Linked DNA regions of Homo sapiens: region 1 is linked to region 2. Evidence: chromatin loops called from intact Hi-C (ENCODE). Cell type or tissue: heart right ventricle. All regions are shown on one strand. Links, peaks and the distances in the headings refer to the core of each region. The heading gives the core; the rest is flanking DNA. Region 1 overlaps CAMTA1 (calmodulin binding transcription activator 1). Region 2 has its middle 4.4 kb from the start of LINC01672.

Region 1 (2,912 bases), core at 255-2,754, 490 kb before region 2:
ATTTGACCCTCCCTGGAGTGTCAACATTCAAGGTAAACCAGGAGCTTACCAACCACTGCGACCTGTGGAGTAGGTAGGTGATGCTCTTGAGCTGAAGAACGAGGTTGTTTCATACATTACGCTGGCCAATTCCAACAGATTGTTGCTGACAGAGCTCTGGGTTCTCTCAAAGAGAGTGCCAAGAAACAGACCTGACAGCTGCCTCCCCCTCCCAGTTCTGGAACCACCATCAAAGATGCAATTAATCCAAGGGTGAGACTCCTTTTACTCACACAGCCTCAGATATGAATCAACCCCAAAGTGTTAATAGATCAACAGTTATCTCTAATACCAAATACAATTTGCATTTGAGATGACATCTGCAATATTTTAAAAGCCAATGTCTAAAACAACAAACTTGGCAGTTTTTCTGAGTAGCAATTAACACAGTGACTAATCCTATCAAGAAGACAGTAATTGGCATGGAGACATCCTTCTCACACCAGCGGCAGGTTGAAAAACTTAATCCTAACCTCTTTTTAACAGCGTAGACTCTAGAGCATCTCTGCGCATCAAGGAAACTAAAGCAATTATTAAGGACAAGGGTAATTACCCTACAGTTTCAACAACAACAACAACAAAATAGAAGTATTCAAACAACAATCACATAGGAGAAAGGGTGGGGCCTTGAATCATGGTTAAAGGCTATTTCGGTATCATGGCCAGACTAGGAATAGACTATGGTGTCTCCACGGCCCCACCCAGGACAGAGTCAACCACAGCCCCATGCCAGCCAGTCGGCCCAGCAATGGTCACTGTAGCACATAGCTTTCTATACGAAGGGCTCAAGTGCTGATCTAGTCAAGTAGGAGGTCCCAAGGATTTAACATGTGAAACAACACATATCATCAAGCTGGTCCCTTCGACATCATCAGAACCCACTATGTTTACTCTCAGCCCACATAGTCAAGTTATTCTCCCCAGGTATGACACCTTTCCCCAGAATCTGTCTAAAGCCTTCCCACTCTTCAAGGCTCAGCTATGGTTCTAGGAAACAATCCCAACCCACGGCAGCCCTCAATGAACACTGGGCAATTTAAGCGCCTCTTCTCGGACCCACAAGAGCAAAACACAGAGGTGCACATGTTGACTCATTGCTTCCTGTGGGCTGGCTTGATTTACACCTTCAACAGAATCACATGGTTTTCAAGAGTCAAGCCCCTGCCCTATGTAGCTTTCACATCACCTAGCACAGGGGTAGACAAACAGGTAAAATTCTGGCAAAAATTCCACAGCATCTCAGATGCCCAATAAGGTACCCAATACTCAATAGGGTAAAGGGAGAAAGAGGCTCTTTGTGTGTGTGTGCATTTTGACTGACCTGATCATTGCAGAATTTTCAATGAAGTATGTAGTATGTGTTTACCAAATGAACAAACAAATGAATGAATGCACAATGAACAAACCAAAGAACAAACCAACTTTCATGAGCCTGGATCAGTTTGTCTGGGAGGTTAGCAAGTGTATCCAGTAAGGTCAAGGCTATGGACAAGATGTCTGCACAAGCCAGCTGGCTTCTGCCAGAAAGCACTGCCTGACGGAAGCCCGGTCTACACCTGCAATGCTCCCCAGTTGCCTGGAGGGTGTGCTGTTGGCCACAAGAGGAGCAAGCATGGAGAGAGAGGCTTCCAGCTCGGAAGGGATGTGTTACCCTTTTATAAAGTAGATGACGTGGCATTTTATTGAGCATGGAAACTTCTTACCCATATGCTGTAACCAAACCTTAGTTTAACCCTGGTTTTGCTGGGCAGCAGAATGAGGGAAATGCTAATGGAGGACATCCCTGGACCTGAGGTGAGTGGGCACTTAGCTTTCAAATGCCCAGGAGAGGTAGCAGGGCCCCAAACACTAAAGGAAGAGAAGAGCTCTTATTTCACGAAGACTGGGGAGATAAAGGCAGGTCTTGGATCCACAAGATACCAGGAGCTTGGAATAGACCACACCATATGGAGAAGCACAGAGCCGGTGGTTTGGTCATAAGAAATAAGGGAAGGACACCTGAGTCAAGGCCACAACTGGACCAGCCACTGGCCTCGTGACCCAGGATCCTGCAATGTACCCCTTTAGAAATAGGGTTGATCCTAGATCCACCCATTAGAGGTGGGACAGGGCTCCAAGGTCAATTTTCAGTTGTGGGTGATTGTGTCGGTTGGAAAAATAGAGTGTATATTTTTAGGTGGTATATACATTTTTATCAGAATGAATTCAGCTTTTTAAAACAAGAAGAAAACATTCAATGACAGATTTTCCTCCTGAATTTGTAATATAATATGATAGAAGATTTTCTTTCCACATTCATTTTCTACAGACCTCCCTGTCAGTGTCAGCAACCTGGCCCTTGACACGCTCACTGGGTATCACTGGTGTTATCCAGCGATATCACCTAATGTAAACATGTCTCCTCTTCCAAGCGGGTGGAAAGCCCCAGGAGTGGTGGGGAACTGGGTCTTATTCATCACTAAGCCCTGTTCAGAGCCTAGTAAAGTGTCAGGTACAAGATGCTACTCAGTGGATGCTGATTGTTGATAATTATACAACAGATATAATGCAAGTAAGTCAGCAAAGAAATTCCTCTAGGAGGCCAGTACCAGGGCCAGACACTTCTCAGCTAATAAAGTGTTTAATTTTTACAGAAGTGTGTTTCCCTCTCAGGAGACTAGGAAAGCAGCGTTGCCATTCTCAACTCCTACCAGCAGCCACTGAATGAGAGAGGGGCACTTAGAAGAAGCAGGCCGGGGGTGGGGTGTGCAATCCATGGAGACTGTGTCCATGTGGGAAGCAGCATTTGGGTCAGAATTTGGAAACCAAGGACTTAAGAGAAGTCATTAAAAAGCATGCTGCTTCTGTGCCATTTGCACTCCCTCAGACTGACA
Region 2 (2,912 bases), core at 123-2,622:
AACAAACTCAGAGAAGCCGTGGCTTTTGTTGAATCTTCCTGGAACTGTCATGCAGGAAAGCCTGGGAAAGGGAAGATTTGGGTAAGTTCATCAGAGTTTCAGTCTGGACAGGATTTTGGCTGCAGATTCTCTTGGTAATTTCCTTTTACATGAGGTAAAAACGTGAGTGACTTTCCTCATGTTAATACATCCATCACCTTCTAGATCCAGCATCCTGCTTCCAGTAGCGTGCTGGGGCCTCCTGTAGCATGCTGGGGCCTGAACACATGGTCTGACTTCGCAGTCATGGCACTGAACCCCTGAGAACCTACCAAAAAGGAGGGTGCAGAGGAAAACCCTCTCCTTGATGGTGTCCCGCATGGCAGAAACAGGCTTTGCTCCTGGAATACTTTCAGGCCCAGGATCATCTTCACAATGAAAAACCAAGACTAGGCCCGGGCGTGGTGGCCCATGCCTGTAATCCCAGCAATTTGGGTGGCCAAGGCAGGCGGATGGCTTGAGCCTAGGAGTTTGAGACCAGCCTGGCCAACATAGCAAGACCTTGTCTCCACACAAAATGCAAAAATTAGCCAGGCGTGGAGGCATGTGCCTGTAGTCCCAGCTACTCAGGAGGCTGAGATGGGAGGATTGCTTGAGCCCAGGAGGTGGAGGCTACAGTGAGCCAAGATCACACCATTGCACTCCAGCCTGACAGAGTGACAGAGACACTGTCTCAAAATAAAAAAATACAAAAAGATAAACCAGGACTGGGAAAACAGAACTAAGGTGGTATGCCCACTTATTGTGAGCCTTCTGGAAGGAGGTCGTGCACTTTTGAAAAGAACCAGAGAGGCCAGGCGTGGTGGCTCATGCCTGTAATCCCAGCACTTTGGGAGGCTGAGGCGGACAGATCACCTGAGGTCAGGAGTTCAAGACCAGCCTGGCTAACATGGTGAAACCCTGTTTCTACTTTAAAAAAAAAAATACAAAAAACATAGCCAGGGCCGGGCACGGTGGCTCACGCCTGTAATCCCAGTACTTTGGGAGGCTGAAGCAGGTGGATCACAAGGTCAGGAGTTCAAGACCAGCCTGGCCAACATAGTGAAACCCCGTCTCTACTGAAAATACATAAAATTAGCCAGGCGTGGTGGCGGGCACCTGTGATCCCAGCTACTCGAGAGGCTGAGGCAGAAGAATCGCTTGAACCCGGGAGGCAGAGGTTGCAGCGAGCCAAGATCACGCCATTGCACTCCAGCCCGGATGACAGTGTGAGACTCTGTCTCAAAAAAAAATTAGCCAGACGCGGTGGTGCACGCCTGTAATCCCAGCGACTAGGGAGGCTGAGGCTGGAGAATTGCTTGAACCCGGGAGGCGGAGGTTGCAGTGAGCCAAGATTGCGCCATTGCACTCTAGCTTGGGCAACAAAAGCAAAATTCTGTCTCAAAAAAAAAAAAAAAAAAAAATGAAAAGAAAAAGAGAAAAGAACCAGAGAATCAAACACATTGTCCACAAAACAGCCCTGCTTCTGCACAAGCAGGTGATGGGGGCGCCATTTTCCTGAAACATCCCCCTTCCTATTCTAAACCTTCAAGTGCAGTCTCTTTGTACGCTTCTGTTCATTGGGACCACAAGTCTGCCCTCTGCTGGTTAAGGGACATGCAAGCATTATTACAACTGGGAAGGGGACCAGTGCTGTGGCCCCTTAACCGACATTTTTCCCAGAGGGGCAGTGATGTAGGCAGTAATGTACTTACCTCCTAACTCATAGAGACTTTATCTTAAGAGTCAGAGCTGTTGAGTGGCCGATAAAACATTCTCTACCTTCATGGGTCACAGATAACATCTACACGCCGCATATCCCAGGGAATTCTAAAATCAAGCTGGTGTTATCACACCTATGGCTAAAAGTCCTCTGAAACATCATCATATAAGTTAATCTCAAAGAGAAAACATAAATAAACCAAGGAAACATAAAAACAGTCATTGAAAGATACAAACCTGAGTCTGAATCCTGGTCTTTCTATTTACTAGCTCCGTGAGCTGGAACGAGTACTCAACCTCTTTTTTTTTTTTTTTTTTTTTTTTTTTTGAGACACGGTCTGAACTCTGCTTCCTAGGCTGGAGTGCAGTGGGGCGATCTCAGCTTACTGCAACCTCCGCCTCCTGAGCTCAAGGGATCCTCCCATCTCAGCCTCCCAAGTAGCTGAGACTACACACAAGCACCACCACGCCTGGCTAAGTTTGTATTTTTTGTAGAGACGGGGTTTTGCCATGTTTCCCAGACTTGTCTCAAACTCCTGGGCTTGAGCGATCTGTCCATCTCAGCCTCCGAAAGTGCTGGGATTACAGGCATAAGCCACTTCGCACTGTTATTCAACTTCTCTAAACCCCAGTTTCCTCAACTGTAAAATGAGGCTGTCTATAATTACATCAGATAATTGTTGAAAAGATTAAATGAGATCATTAATCAGGTAGCACAGTGCAGTATCTGGCACATTGTAAGCATTCTTTAAATCAGGGGTGTCCCGTCTTTTGGCTTCCCTGGGCCACATTGTTAGGATTGTCTTGGGCCACACATAAAATATACTAAACACTAACAATAGCTGATGTGCTTCAGCAAAAAAAAAAAAAAGGCCAGGCACCGTAATTTACAGCTGTAATCCCAGCACTTTGGGAGGCCGAGGCAGGCAGATTACCTGAGGTCAGGAGTTCAAGACCAGCCTGGCCAAGATGGTGAAACCCCATCTCTACTAAAAATACAAAAATTAGCCGGGCGTGGTGGCACATGCCTGTAGTCCCAGCTATTCAGGAGGCTAAGGCAGGAGCATCACTTGAACCCAGGAGGCAGAGATTGCAGTGAGCCAAGATCATGCCACTGCACTCCAGCCTGGGCAACAGAGTGAGATTCCGTCAAAAAAAAAGCAAAGACATCT

What was found. Peaks named below come from ENCODE experiments on the same cell type or tissue, not always from the same donor. Only the 100,000 strongest peaks of a DNase experiment are listed, where the experiment ranks them.
Region 1: it touches region 2 in a loop (8-fold over the local background); 74 of 110 quality-filtered maps call a loop at or near these places.

Annotation. Positions count from the first base shown.
Region 1 is chr1:7,206,798-7,209,709 of GRCh38, reverse strand. The region is part of intron 4 of CAMTA1 (calmodulin binding transcription activator 1); the gene reads right to left. Among named protein-coding and RNA genes, the nearest start is that of CAMTA1-IT1, 160 kb to the left of the region's middle. In heart right ventricle, for the core only: a CTCF peak has its summit at 1,607; a DNase peak (open chromatin) is centred at 1,641; H3K27me3 peaks cover 759 bases.
Region 2 is chr1:6,718,882-6,721,793 of GRCh38, reverse strand. No RefSeq gene overlaps it. Among named protein-coding and RNA genes, the nearest start is that of LINC01672, 4.4 kb to the left of the region's middle. In heart right ventricle, for the core only: a CTCF peak has its summit at 1,626 (motif pointing left); a DNase peak (open chromatin) is centred at 1,590.